Linked DNA regions of Homo sapiens: region 2 is linked to region 1. A link is an interaction called in ENCODE POLR2A ChIA-PET data of the cell type or tissue named here. Cell type or tissue: PC-9. All regions are shown on one strand. Links, peaks and the distances in the headings refer to the core of each region. The heading gives the core; the rest is flanking DNA.

What was found. ChIA-PET counts read pairs that join two places held together with the same protein. Peaks named below come from ENCODE experiments on the same cell type or tissue, not always from the same donor. Only the 100,000 strongest peaks of a DNase experiment are listed, where the experiment ranks them.
Region 2: POLR2A ChIA-PET joins it to region 1 with 5 read pairs; 3 of 35 experiments call an interaction of 5 or more read pairs at or near these places.

Annotation. Positions count from the first base shown.
Region 1 is chr7:102,149,787-102,157,680 of GRCh38, forward strand. The region is part of intron 8 of CUX1 (cut like homeobox 1); the gene reads left to right. Among named protein-coding and RNA genes, the nearest start is that of SH2B2, 130 kb to the right of the region's middle. RefSeq lists a silencer at 398-539 and an enhancer at 3,043-3,748. In PC-9, for the core only: no CTCF peak of the experiment used is centred there; DNase peaks (open chromatin) are centred at 3,185 and 3,735; H3K4me3 peaks cover 1,328 bases; H3K27ac peaks cover 3,069 bases.
Region 2 is chr7:101,864,730-101,871,381 of GRCh38, forward strand. The region is part of intron 1 of CUX1 (cut like homeobox 1); the gene reads left to right. Among named protein-coding and RNA genes, the nearest start is that of CUX1, 50 kb to the left of the region's middle. In PC-9, for the core only: no CTCF peak of the experiment used is centred there; no DNase peak of the experiment used is centred there; H3K27ac peaks cover 555 bases.

The DNA.
Region 1 (7,894 bases), core at 1,702-6,701:
TAAGGGGATTCCAGACCTAGAGCCAAGTGACCTTCCTCAGAGCCTGGCCCTGTCTCCACCGCTTCAGCAACCTGCTCTTTCTGGACAGGGTCCAGCGAGCCCCACCTCTGTCCGTTTCCTCTACCCCCTGTGCTAAGGAAGCCTCACCTGCAGTGTAGGTTGTGGTGAAAAATGTCCCCCCTTAAGGACAGAGCAGGTCATCACGTGCAGCCCTGGGGTAGAAGGGGAGAGTTCGCTTGATCAAACCTAACTGGAGCTTTTCTTTTAAAGCAGGAAGAATTAATCTGTAGATATTTCTCCTTTCAATGCCAAAGAACTTTATGATCTGGTATTGAGACTATTGGTGGGTTTTTTTTGTTTTCTTTGTTTTTTTGTTTTGTTTTGTTTGAGACAGGGTCTCGCTCTGGTACCCAGGCTGGAGTGCAGTGGCACGATCTCAGCTCACTTCAACCTCTGTGACCGGGGTTCAAGCGATTCTTCCGCCTCAGCCTCCCGAGTAGCTGGGATTACAGGCGCTCGCCACCATGCCCGGCTAATACTTGTATTTTTAGTAGAGGCAGGGTTTCATCATGTTAGCCAGGCTGGTTTCAAACTCCTGGTCTCAAGTGATCCACCTACCTCGGCCTCCCAAAGTGCTAGGATTACAGGCGTGAGCCACTGGGCCCGGCCGAGACTATTGGCTTATGAATCAAGTCTAAGAAGATACACTAGTCTTTGAAGGCCGCTCTGTATGTTTTTCCAACTGCCTTGTAGATATACTTTGTTTTAACAGCTCGTTTTAACAGCTCCTGATGCCAGCGTGCTTATTTGGGTATTGAAATATGCGCCAACACCGTGCCCCGATGCCACGCGTTAGCCCCCAGGAGGCTTGCGTGAAAGTAAATACTAGAATTTCCAGCGTGGATATAATTTCCCTTCCATCGACCTTGACCATGTCCTTTTCAGTTCCTCATAAAAACTGTGTGTTAGCCCAGAGAATACCCTGAAATGATCTGTGGTGAACTGATTGAACGAACTACATATTCTAGGCCAAACTGAAATTATTCGCTATTTGAAGTCAGAGCTGAGCATAATACCGGGCAGGTTAATAGATCAGTGGAAGCTGTTTCGTCAGCTCATAAAAACGTGAGAGATCTAAATTTTTATAATAAATCATTTTGCTGAGCAAACAATATGTGCGGTTATTACAGACTTTGGAAAATAAATGATTTTAGACCAATGTCAGGCTGCAGATACTGATGTGGTTAGTTGAGCCTTCAGCATGAAGAGAATGAAAAATCTTTGGAATACTGTTGACACTCACACCATGAAACCACATGCCATTTAATTCATTACTGCGCTTCCAAGATTACATTTACAGTTGTGGTATTAACCCCTGGGCATTTTTGTATTACTTATTGCAGACAGTTTGTCAGGCAGGATTAATTCAGTGGGGGGAGGAGGCAGCAGTTTGGAGAGAAAGTGGATGATTAAGACTGGGGTGGGGCTGGGCGCGTCGGTTCACGCCTGTCATCCCAGCACTTTGGGAGGCCGAGGCGGGTGGATCACCTGAGGTCAGGAGTTCGAGACCAGCCTGGCCAACACGATAAAACCCCGTCTCTACTAAAACTACAAAAATTAGCCGGGTGTGGTGGCGCATACCTGTAATCCCAGCTACTCGGAAGGCTGAGGCAGGGAGAATCGCTTGAACCCAGGAGATGGAGGTTGCAGTGAGCTGAGATCATGCCATTACACTCCAGCCTGGGCAACAAGAGCGAAACTCCATCTCAGAAAATAAAAATAAAAATACAAAAATTAGCTGTGATTGGGTGTGCCTGTAATTCCAGCTACTTGGGAGAGGCTAAGGCAGGAGAGTCACTTGAACTGGGAAGGCAGAGGCTACAGTGAGTTGAGATTGTGCTACTGCACTCCAGCCTGGGCGACAGAGTGAGACTCTGTCTCAAAAAAAAAAAAAAAAAAAAAAAAAAAAAAACCTGGTTGGGAGGTGCCCCAAAGCAAGACCCGCCTCCTTGGTCCTGGTCTGCAAACACTGATGGCCACACTCACATCTTCCAAAGCCCCCGATCGCACTTACTCAGCTAGTTGTATTTTTCTTTCGGCTTTTAAAAAAGAATACCTCCTTAGAAAAATTAATAATGGGCCAGGCACAGTGGCTCAGGCCTGTAATCTCAGCATTCTGGGAAACTAAGGCAGGAGGATCGCTTCAGGCCATGAGTTCAAGACCAGCCTCGGCAACATAGCAAGATCAACTTTGTCTCTACAAAAAAGAAAAAACTAGCTAGGTGTGGCAGTGCATACCTGTAGTCCCAGCTACTCGGGAGGCCAAGGCAGGATTGTTTGAGTTCAGGAGTTTAAGACCAGCTTGGGAAGCATTGTAAGACCCCTGTCTCTAAAAAACAAATTTTTCTTTTAAATTAGCTGGGCTTGCTAGTGCACACCTATAAGTCCCAGCTACTCAAGAGACTGGGGCAGGAGGATCACTTGAGCTCAGGACAAGAGTTGGAGGCTGCAGTGAGCTATGATCGCACCACTGCACTCCATCCTGGGCAACAGAACCAGACCCTGTATCAAAAATAAAAAAGAATTCTCAGAAAAATGAGTAACAAACATACAGATTTTTGTTTGTTTGTTTTTGTTTGTTTGTTTTTTTGAGACAGGGTCTCACTTTGTCACCTAGGCTGGAGTGTAGTAGCACCATCTTGGCTCATGCTCCTCCTGCCTCAGCCCCTCAAGTAGCTGGGACTACAGGCATGCACCACCACACCCGGCTAATTTTTGTACTTTTAGTAGAAACGGGGTTTCACCATGTTGGCCAAGCTAGTCTCGAACTCGCGACCTCAGGTGATCCACCTGCCTTGCCCTCCCCAAGTGCTGGGATTACAGGCATGAGCCACTGCATCTGGCCGACTTTTAAAATAATAATCAGAGCGTTTCCTCGCCAACTGCATCCCTGGTTCCTCCCATTGTCTCCTCCTGTGGTTTCTGGTCCCTTCTGTGAATGGAGACAGCAGCCCCTCCGAGCCTGGCTGTCACCACAATCCCTGGTATGGAATAGGCCTGCCCTGCAACTGCAGAGTGTGGTGTCGTCATTGTCATTCGAAAGCCTGGGGAAAGAGAGTTGCTTTTGTCATGAAAGGTAAGTGCAGTCCTTGTTATCACATTCAGTATTTTGGTCCGTTTAGCAGTTGCTTAGTAACCAAAGCACAACTGACCAGGAGATGGAAAACTTGAAATTCACTTCCAGGATTGCCTCACACTGCCAAGTCTGCACCTTCCCGCGTCAGTGGGACTGATTTTTTTATAAATGATGTGAAATCTTCTGGAGATGAGGCGTGGTTTTCCGGATATTCGGTGTCCTGATGAAAATCCAAAGCCATGTGCTATCTGAGAAGAAATCCAGAGAGTGTGCACTTTCCAGGAGGTGCCCAAGCCCCACCCAGGCCCCATAAACCTGGCAGGAACTGGACTCGACCCACATGGACCCCAGCCCTGCCAAGCCGGCCTCTGTGTAAAGCTGGGCCCCTGGAACTTTGCTCTTCTCTATGCCTGGGCCTTTGGCCACTGGCAACACCAGGTCGCAAGTGAGGAGTGGATGAAAGCAGCCAGGGGCGGGCCAGCACCCCCAGGCAGCCACGCCTCCAGCTTTTCAGCTCCGCACTCCCAAGATCAGGGAGCTGCACCCAGGGAGACGGTGTCCTCCTGTTGCTGCTGCTCCCGGAAGAGTCAAGGCTAAGTAAGCTACCTGGCCAGAGGGTTTTCCTGGTTGCCAAGCAGCAGGGAGGAGTCATCGGCAAGGCATCTCAGAGATGGGGGCCATCCCCTTCCCTTCCTTCCTATGTTCGGCAGAAAGGCATTGAATGCCTACCGTGTGTTTTTCTCCTTCAATTCGCTTGAGAGACACGCAGCAGGGCTGGCTTCTCTGTCCTCCCACCGTGTACATTGCCAGAAAGAGCGGCTGGTATCCCTGGAGGACCCAAACACACAAGCAAAAACAGCTGGGCCCCAGAGGAGGGCAGTGCTTCTGAAAGACACACCCAGACCCCAACAGTGGGTGTGATATGAGGCAGGACAGCTGGGCCACAAAGACAAAGCACCACAAAGGCACTCAGGGAAACAGAGGAAGATATTGGCAGTGTGAAGCGAAACCAACAGGTAATTTTCAAATGGACCAAGTGGAAGTAACAGCGTAAAAAAATTGAATAACTTAGGAGCAAAGAAGAAAGGATACATTGCCAGCTGGGTCTGATGGCTCATGCCTGGAATCTCAGCACTTTGGGAGGCCAAGGCCAGAGGGTTGCTTGAGCTCAGGAGTTCGAGACCAGCCTGGCAACATAGCAAGACCCCATCTCTATAAACAAAATGTTTTTAAGTAAATAAATAAAAGAATCAACACAAGCCTGGAAAATAAAGATGAAGATATTTCCCAGAAAGTAACTAAAAAGATATAGATGTAGATGTTAGAAAGAAAAGAAAATTAGAGATCAATTCAGGAGCTCCAACATCCACCTAATAGGAATTCCAGAAAGAGGAAGTAGAAAATAGTTCAGGTGCAGTGGTTCACACCTATAATCCCAGCACTTTGGGAGGCTGAGGTGGGAGGATCGCTTGAGCCCAGGAGTTCAAGACCAGCCCGGATAACATGGCAAACCCCCATCTGTACCAAAAAAAAAAAACAAATAGAAAAATTAGCTAGGCATGGTGACATGCGCCTGTAGTCCTAGCTGTTAGGGAGGCTGAAGTGGGAGGATCGCTTGAGCCCAGGAGACTGAGGCTGCCTTGAGTCGTGATCACACCACTGTACTCCAGCTTGTCTCCAAATAAATAAATAAATAAATAAATAAATAAATAGCTAAAGACCAGTTAGATCAAGTTAACCTTGATCCAGAAGGCAGCAAGAAAAGGATAAAGAAATAGCAAAATATAAAAGAAAAGTTAAATGACATGGAAGACAGAAGTAGCTATGCCAACAATATCCAAATAACAGTAGTCTCAAACAGAATAGAAGTATTCAAATGAAAATAGCCAGAATTAAAGAAAGAGAGGGCTTATATAGGGGCACACTGGAGCCATTAGGAAAAGTGCTCACCTAGACCCACATTCAGTGTCTCTTCACTCACCAGCCGGACCAGTCCCCATCCACCTCCCAAGTTCTGCAGCCAGCTCTGCTGATGCATTCAGAGGAGGATTTAGGCAATTGTCAACCTCTGCACATCTTGTTGTGGGTACGCAGCAGCTATGTATTTTCATTGTCATCTTTTAAATCTATGACATAGATGAGATACGCAGGACCTAAGCCTGCATCTCTATGTGCCCATTCCAGCACCAGGAAACTTTTAGGGGTCTGAAACACTAGTGGAGCTAGTGAATGAGTGAATGACGGTAGCCAGGGCAGTTTTGACCTGTGTATGTGGACATTGGAAATACACGATAGGTAACTAACTGAAGTACAAAATTGTGTTTAAAACTTGTGATTTGGGACAGGCGCAGTGGCTCATGTCTATAGTCGCAGCACTTTGGGAGGCCAAAGCGGGTGGATGGCTTGAGCCCAGGAGTTTAAGACCAGCCTGGGCAACATGGTGAAACCTTGTCTCTACCAAAAAAAAAAAAAAAAAAATTAGGTATGCTGGCGTACACCACTAGTCCCAGCTACTCTGGAGGCTGAAGCGGGAGGACTGCTTGAGCCCAAGAGGCAGAGGTTGCAGTGAGCCAAGATCACACCACTGCACTCTAGCCTGGGTGAGAGTGAGACCCTGTCTCAAAAAGAAAAAAAAAAACAACACAAAAAATCCTTGCAATTTGCCTTAAGTAAAGTTTGCAAGCTTTTATTTTGTGTCTGAAGGAGTTTACGCTCTGAATTCTTCAACAGGGCGTCAAGGTAGCAGCTTTCTGCATTGACTGGTGATTATCCTTTTCTGATATGTTTTAAGACCCTTAACACTTTTAATTTTTTTAATTACCATTTGTAGTATTAGACTATCTTTGCACAGCAATTTTTCTGTCAGATCTTGGAGGTTTCACTTTGAGATGATACAGAAGGATGTTTCATCATTTAAGAAGCCCTGACCCTTCCCCACTCCCTGCACCCAGCACTGTATTGCAGAGGCCCAGTTTGGGTATTTATCTTACAGAGACGCTGCCTTCTTCATGAAATCGTCCTAAAAATAGCTTCATTTAACTAGGCCATTTGACAGGCTTTTTCAGACTTTTTCTCAGACCAGTCTGAAAGCCGGATATTATTTCAAACAGATACAATGAACATTGAACCCGATCACAAGGCATCTGTTACCCTATTCAGGCTGCTGGGAGTTGATAAGACTACCTCAAATCGCTGTGTGTAGTTAAAGGCTGCAAAAGCCTCAGGCCACAAAAATTCCCCAGCCCAGGGGCCCGGAGACAGTTTTTCCAACTCTCAGCGTCCAGGGTGTACCTTAGCCTGTTTTCTGTTGCTGCAACAGAACACCTGAGGCCAGGGTGATTTATAAAGAAGATAGGTTTATTTGGCTCACAGATCTGCAGGCTGGGAAGTTCAAGGACATGGCCCTGGCTCCTGGCGAGGGCTTCCATGCTGCATCATAACAGTACGGATAGGGTCAAAGGGGAGGTGGATGCGTGCCAAGAGGGACAACCCAGGGAGGTTCCTGGCATTATGATAACCCAGTCTCAAGGGAACTCATCCAGTCCCTAAAGTCTGGTCAGAGCAAGAACTCATTCACTGCCAGGAGAATGGCACCAAGCCATTCATGAGGGCATCCACTGCCATGACCCAAACACCTCCCTCTAGACCCCACCTCCCAATGCCCCCACACTGGGGATCAAATTTCAGTAGCAGTTTTGGTGGAGACAAACCATAGCAGGGTGGGTGGGTACTCTCACTTGGACGTGCCTCCTTGGGACCATGGAGCAGGTTTCGGAAGGATAGAACTCTCATTGTCAGGCCTGTCCAGCACCCTGGGCTGTCCCCAGGAGTAGACTTGCCCGTCACAGACAGGATGGGCCACATCCAGGACTCTGGCATCCAACGTGACGTGCAGCCCTGTGAATACAGGACAAATTCTAGGGATATAGGGCAAAAGGGACCTATGGCCCAGCATTCAGAGAGAGCTCACAGCGTGGGCACCCAGTGAAAACTCAAACCTGGAAACTAGGACTAGGGACAGTGCCACTTCCTGAGACAGAGCTGCTGAGAGGGTCTGGGAAGGGTGGATGGGGTGGAAGTAGGAGATGAGGTTCCCTGGGACGAGAAGGCATTCAGGCAGGCGGCGCAGGTGGAGGCCTAGTGCCGAGGAAGGCCTGGCTCTTTGGGGTCCCGCACGAGATGGGAGTTGTTAGAGCACAGGGTCCTGAGAAAGAGTGGCGGGTAAGGCCAAGAGGAGGAAGGAGCCTTGGCATGGAAGGGCCTTGCGTGTGGCTGAGGGAGGGATTGCATCCTGAAGGCAGCAGAGTGCAGGTGCATGTGGACTCAGAGCCACAGCATGAGAGCCCTCAACCCCAACCAGGTCCCTGTGGCTGTAACATTGGCTCCATGGCCCTTGGGTATGCTAAAAAAAAAAACCTTCCTTGGGTCACAGACAGTTCCAGCCTGTGGCCTTCTAACAGAGACCATCCTCAGGACCTGCTTGCAGACATTGGGGTGGTGGTCTGCCCGGGTGTGCTGCTCTAACCTCCCATAGGCTTTTGGAGTTGGCCGTGCCCTTCTCAAAAGGACTCTCCAGGCCGGGCGCGGTGGCTTATGCCTGTAATTCCAGCACTTTGGGAGGCCAAGGTGGGTGGATTACCTGAGGTCAGGAGTTTGAGACCAGCCTGGCCAACATGGCAAAACCTTGTCTGTACTAAAAATACAAAAATTAGCCGGGCGTGGTGGTGCACGCCTGTAGTCTCAGCTACTCGGGAGGCT
Region 2 (6,652 bases), core at 164-5,163, 290 kb before region 1:
TAGTAGAGATGAGGTTTCACCATATTGGTCAGACTGGTCTCGAACTCCTGACCTCAGGTGATCCACCTGCCTTGGCCTCCCAAAGGGCTGGGATTACAGGCATGAGCCACTGTGCCCAGCCTAATAGATAGTTATTTTTAATACTTATTTAAGCTTCATGTTTCAACTGGGGGTGCTTCATGATATATTAATATTTAATGAGCCACCTTAATTATTTCTAAAAAAGTAAAAAAGGGAAATACTATCTCCCACATGGTATTATTCATGATGTATATCTTTTTTTTAAATGTTTTGTAGAATCGGACCAAAATCAGACCAATCCTCTCAGTTTATCACAAAGATACCAAAACCCAGAGAGAATGAGGCTTTGCCTTAGCCTCGGCCCTGGGAGATAGAAGAGGAGCCTGGGGCCTGGGTTCCCCCTGCCGTGGCTGCCCAGTCCTTCCGCTGACACCATTTCGAGGTCCCCTTGTGGAACTTCTGTGGGAGGCCAGGTGCACAAAGTCCGGTTTGTTGAGCTACAGATGCCCGCCAGCAGTTGCTGTTATTATAGACTGGTTGTTCTGATTTGTCAAGAAACCCAGAACAACTGTTTTTCTTCTTTGCAGTGGATGTGTGTGCACATGACCTTTTGAGAACATATTTCCTGATGTGGTGGAGGCACTGATGTTCGTGCAGACTAGCTAAGTTAAATCTTCATTTCTTTCAGCTGAAATTGCCTGGCTGCTCCTTTAAGAAGTGCACTGTGTGGAGTTATCATGTTTCTCATGCTGTTAAATGTTTACTGGCAATCCTGTCTACTTTAGCGTATTGTTGTCAAATGACAAGGGAGTCCCCTGTCAGAGAGCAATGACACAGCCTGTACTTTTGGGGGCAGCCAGCGTCCGAGCGTTTCCACATTCATTCTTACGCAGTTGGTAGGCTCAGGATGTTTGTGAACGCCGAAGGGTGTGCGTGCACCCTGGAGTGTGGAGATACTAGCATGCTATTTAATGATGGCCACCACGGGACGTGCGCACTCATTCATTAAGCTAACGTTTTATGGTTTGTTGAGTGAAAGCAGGCACAATGGTAGGTAGTGGGTACTGGAGCAAATGACTGCACCGGCCCTCATGGGACTTCCATTTCAGTGGATTCAGGGGAAAGCAGCACGTGTTTTTGAGAGACCTTGGCAACGCAGGCGACCTTGACGTCGACCAAAAGAAGAGAGATTTGGAATGCTTGTTTTACAGCCTCCGGTCAAAAAAAATCATATGGGACCCTTTATTGCAGACTGGAACATTTATTTCAAGGTCTCAAATTAAACTAGAGGAGGCCAGGCATGGTGGCTCACACCTGTAATCCCAGCATGTTGGGAGGCTGAGGTGGGAGGATTGCTTGAGCCCAGGAATTTGAGACCTGTTTGGGCAACATAGTGAGACCCCAATCTCTACTAAAAAAATAAAAATTAGGCTGGGCATGGTGGCTCACGCCTGTAATTGCTGCACTTTGGGAGGCTGAGGTGGGTGGATCACTTGAGGCCAGGGGTTCGAGACCAGCTTGGCCAACATGGCGACACCCCATCTCTACTTAAAAAAAAAACAAAACAAAAATTAGCTGAGTGTGGTAGTGCACGCCTGTATTTCCAGCTACTTGGGAGGCTGAGGAACTAGAATCTCGAACCTGGGAGGTAAAGGTTGCGGTGAGCCGGGATTGCACCACTGCACTCCAGCCTGGGTGACTGAGTGAGACGCTGTCTCAACAAGAACAAAAACTAACCAGTTGTGGTAGCACTTGCCTGTAGTACCAGCTATTTGGGAGGCTGAGGTGGGAGGATCACTTGAGCACAGGAGTTGGAGGCTGCAGTGAGTCATGATCATACCGTGGCATTCCAGCCTGGGTGACAGAGCAAGACCCTGTCTCTTAAAAAAAAGTTAAACTAGAGTAGATAAATGAGCAGGCATAGTTGTTTGCTGATCATTCACCGTTGAGACAATGAACAGCTCGTTAAATAAATTGTTGGTAACAATGAAATCAGGAGAATTTCAATCCTGAGTCAGTGTACACAATACAAGGCACAAAACGTTGAGTTAAAGGTGGTTCTACTTTGCCCTCTAAGCATTTTATTGACTTCAAAACCTACAAAGGCGGCGCCATGGCATATAGGAATATAGGAATAAGGCATATAGGAATAAGAAGTTTCAAAAAGTTTCATAAAAGTTGTATTTGGGGCTGGGCATGGTGGCTCACGCCTGTAATCCCTGCGCTTTGGGAGGCCAAGGTGGGTGGATCACTTGAGGTCAGGAGTTCGAGACCAGCCTGGCCAACATGGCGAAACGCCATCTCTACTAAAAATACAAAAACTAGCCGGGCGTGGTGGTGCCTGTAATCCCACCTACCCGGGAGGCTGAGGCAGGAGAATGGCTTGAACCTCGGAGGCGGAGGCTGCAGTGAGCTGAGATTGTGCCACTGCACTCCAGCCTGGGAGACAGAGCAAGACTCTGTCTTGAAAAAATAGAAGTAAAAAAAGAGAGAGAGAAAAGCAAATTACCTGAAATCCAGAAAGATCAGAGAAGGGAAGGAATGGCTGGAGTAAGTGTTGATCAGCGGACACACTCAAGGGTTTCGTAATGTGCTCGCCCTGCCCCAGGCATCAAGGGAGGTGCTCACTCTGTGCACTCTGAATCCCACCAGGGGCCCACCTGCCACCCTGTTCTCACCTGTGACCACTCACGGCAGCCACAAGAGGCACAGGTGTTAGGTCTGCCCCAGCCACAACACCTCAGCACGTGGTGTGTGGCTTCAACCAGGTCACCGTGGGCACACTGGGAGGGGAGGGCTTCTGTGCGGCCACGCTTAATAAACAGTCTGCCTGGGAAACTGAGCATCCAAAGTGCCCTCTGAAGGAGCGGGATGCTGCTGCCCGTGGTGGCTCCGTCACACGCATTCTGGAAGGTACCTCCCGGTAAGCAACCTGATGTTTCATCTGTCACTGTTGATGCATCTCCATGTTAGAGAATTAAGCATATGGAAGCAAAACACCTCAGGAATACAGAACGCATTCATGATCACCACGGAAAATCAAATCAACTCAAAGTCCAAATGCAACTTTTTTTTTTTTTCTGAGACAGGGTCTTGCTGTGTTGCCCAGGCTGGAGTGCAGTGGCACGATCTCAGCTCTTAGTAGAGATGGGGTTTCACCATGTTGGCCAGGCTGGTCTTGAACTCCTGACTTCAAGTGATCTGCCCGCCTTGGCCTCCTAAAGTGCTGGGATTACAAGTATGAGCCACTGTGCCTGGCCTCTCTTTTTTAAAAAAAATAGAGATGAGGTCTCGCTATGTTACCCAGGCTGGTCTCAAACTCCCGGCCTCAAGCGATCCTCTTGCCTTCACCTCCCAAAGTGCTTTGATTACAGGCGAGCTTTTCTCTTTTTAAGCCAACTTGTGAGTAGAATCATTCACTTGTGCCTTTAGCTGTTGTCTCTGTGTTGAGGAATCCAGAGTCCAGTCCTTCTAGACTTATCTGGGGACCCGAGTTTCCTTCTGTAGAGTTAAAACCTGTTGCATCCATCCCCAGTCCCTTTACGGCACCTGTGTAGGCCTGTAGTGGAGCTGGCTTTTGTCCTTTGCTGTCCCTGGCTGAGCCTTGGCCTCATCTTGGGCCAGCGCCTCCTCCCCTGGGCTGCTGTGATGTGTTGGCATTTCCTGGGTAGAGTCTTGTACTTGCTGTTTTCTCCTGTCTCAGTCTTTTCCCCCAGGGACCTGGCATGTCTGTGTGTTGGGGACCCTTTGCTCATCTTACACACTGAGGACAGGCACCTTAGCGCTTGGTGCCCTGGGATGGAACAGCCACTGGACAGCCAGCCCTGTGCCCTGTGTCCACTGCAAACCTGATCCTGTTTTTTGGAGCCCTTCACTTGGCAATGAGACCTTCATGGGTGGGGTTACTGAAGCAGGAGTTGGTTTAAGTTAAATACCATCAGCCGCAAAGCTCAGAATGGATGATGAAGTGCTTTAGGGGTTGACAGGGCAGAGCTGGCTGTAGGGAGTGATGGAGAGAGGCTCCCAGGAGGGGAACCCTCTGACGTGGGAGTTAAAGGACTGGGGCCATTTGTCGTGGGGGGATGGGAGCAGTGGCTTGGGAAGGGACAGAACGGGAGCAAGAGGGCCTTGCGCACTGATGCTTTTGAGGACTGAATCTGAACGGGAGAGTGGGGAGAGGGCTGGAAACCTGGGCGAGAACAGGAGAGGAGAGGCCCCTGGATGCCAGCAGAGCTGTAGGCATGATCTGGGCCATGCCCTGGGAGACGCTTCCGCAGGAGATGGTGCGGCTGGGGTGGAGACTTCCTGGCTTCCGAGGGCGGGCGAGGGGGCAAAGGGCCTGGGGCATGGACTTGGGCAGGTAGCAAAGGCCAGAAGGAGTGGGAGTCATTCCACCTGGGATGTGGGAATGGCTGGTGGGGGCAGGTAGGGGGAGACCAGGATGAGCCCCATGTGCGCGTGACCTGTGGCAGAGGGGCTGTGTCAGAGCCCCGGCTGGCGAGAGGAGCATCACTGTGTCCAGAGGACGCGGTGCCTTTCAGACCCCTTGAGTAAGAGACAGAGTGGGTCTGTCCTGTCTAGGCTGAGTTTTCATTGCCCAGCACAGTGCCTGGCACACAGTAGGTGCTTAATAAACACGTGGACTGAACACAAGAGGTTGAGGGGAAAGGTCGGAATTGGCCACAGGTCTCCTAATGCCTGGCATGTGCGTCAACGCATCTCTGAGGATGGAATTTAAAGGCAAGAGCTGGAGGCCCAGGGCTGAGGCTGTGGGGTGAGCACAGCATTTGCGGGGCGCGGGAAGGGAGTGGCTGGTGGGGCGGGGGAGGGAAACCAGCACGTTAGAAGGTCAGCCAAGGTCAGGCGGCCAGCAGGGCGGGAGGAGGCGTTGGTGTGCACACGCGGGGAGCCTCCGTGTCCTCAGGACACCATGGAAGACGGCAGGACACACGTGCGAGCCACAGCAGGTGGGCGGGAGCTCACAGGCTGCAGAGGAAGCGCAGGGGAGGCGCAGGGGAGGCCAGGCTCTGGCATTTCCCAGGAATGTAAACCCCGGTTTCAGCTTTCCCCGTGGCTCCCCTCCGCCAAATCTTAAATCCTCTTGTTAAGACGCGCTCCGCCCCTGTGTCCTTATTTCCCACCGTGGTGGGCAGCTTGTCTGCCATCCCCTTCCAGGTGCCCCGCAGAACCACCACCCTTGGGAAGGCGGCTCCTCGTGCCCCCCCTCTTGTGCCTTCCCTCCCCAGTGCCTTTTCTGACCCCCTCCTGAGACCGCCTCCCTGTGGGCCATTTGAGCACCTGTAGCTTTCCATCCGGTGTCTTCACCCCTTTGCTCTTTGTAGCTGTCTCACCCCGCTGCAGCTTGTGAGGCCATGCAGGCCCTGATGTTTAGTGTTTTTTTTGTTTTTTTTTTTTTTTTTAAAGACAGCATCTCCCTTTGTCACCCAGACCGTTGTACAGTGGCACCATCCTAGCTCACTGCAGCCTCAACCTTCTGGGCATAAGCAATCCTCCCACCTCAGACTCCTGAGTATCTAGGACTACAGGCTCTTGCACCCACCACACCGGGCTAATTTTTGTATTTTGTTGTTGTTGTTGTTTTGTGGAGACAGTGTTTCACCATGTTGCTCAGTCTGGTTTCGAACTCCTGGCCTCAAGCAATTCACCCGCCTTGGCCTCTTAAGTACCGGGATTACAGGCATGAGACATTCCCTAATGTTTAGTTTTAAAGAGGGGGTGGTGCTATTTATCTCCAGGCTCAAAGCAGGGCATTCTTTCCTTAGGATCTGCGATACTCCAGTCAAGGCTGTTTCTTTTCTGCCTTTTGTAAAACTCTTGTCTAGAAATTAATGGATGAGGGAAGCTAGGGACTCTTCTCAGATTATTTCTTGTGAAAACCTCAAGAGTCTGAATTTACAGGGAAATCTTACAATTAGCTCGATGTGGATTACAGAGCGGCAAACAACCTTAAGTGGTAGAGCTGGTTCTGCAAGATTTTTCCAACCCTTTGTGGTCTAGTTTTCATTTTTCCCCTTTTAAAGTTGTTTTCAGCTAAAGCTGTGAGGACAGTATAGAGTTTTGCCTTGTAAAATTGGTAGTGAGTAATTTTAGAATAGATGCTTATGAAGTCTGTAAATAAATAGTAAGGCGCCTCGCCTAGTTCCACGCACATGTCAGTTTCGTAACTATCTCCCCAAGCTGAGCTCACCTGCCAGTGCCTTGGATGGACCTAGCCACCAGGGGCTGCAGATGAGTAGGAGAGCGGGTGTTGCCCAGAGCAGGGCGGACACCCCTGTTCCCTGTCATGTTTTCTTCTCAAAACCTGCTGCAGGCCATTGGAGAGCATTCCTGTTGCTCTCTGCACCCCTCTTTCTGAAGCATTTTACTGTGTGATCCTAGCATCCGTGGTTCAGGAGATCCTGCTACATTTTCCTGACTGCCTTGCTCTGCCCGGGAATACCTGGCTTATCAGCAGAATACAGGCCTCTGCTTAACTGAATTTGGTCCTGTAGTGAGGACTAAGAAGTGATGTACTCAGTTACATGATAATTCTAAAAAATAAAAAAAAGCCTTTTTTTTTTTTTGTTAACACCCATCATAGTGGCAGAATCTTAAGTCTGCATGTAGAGGG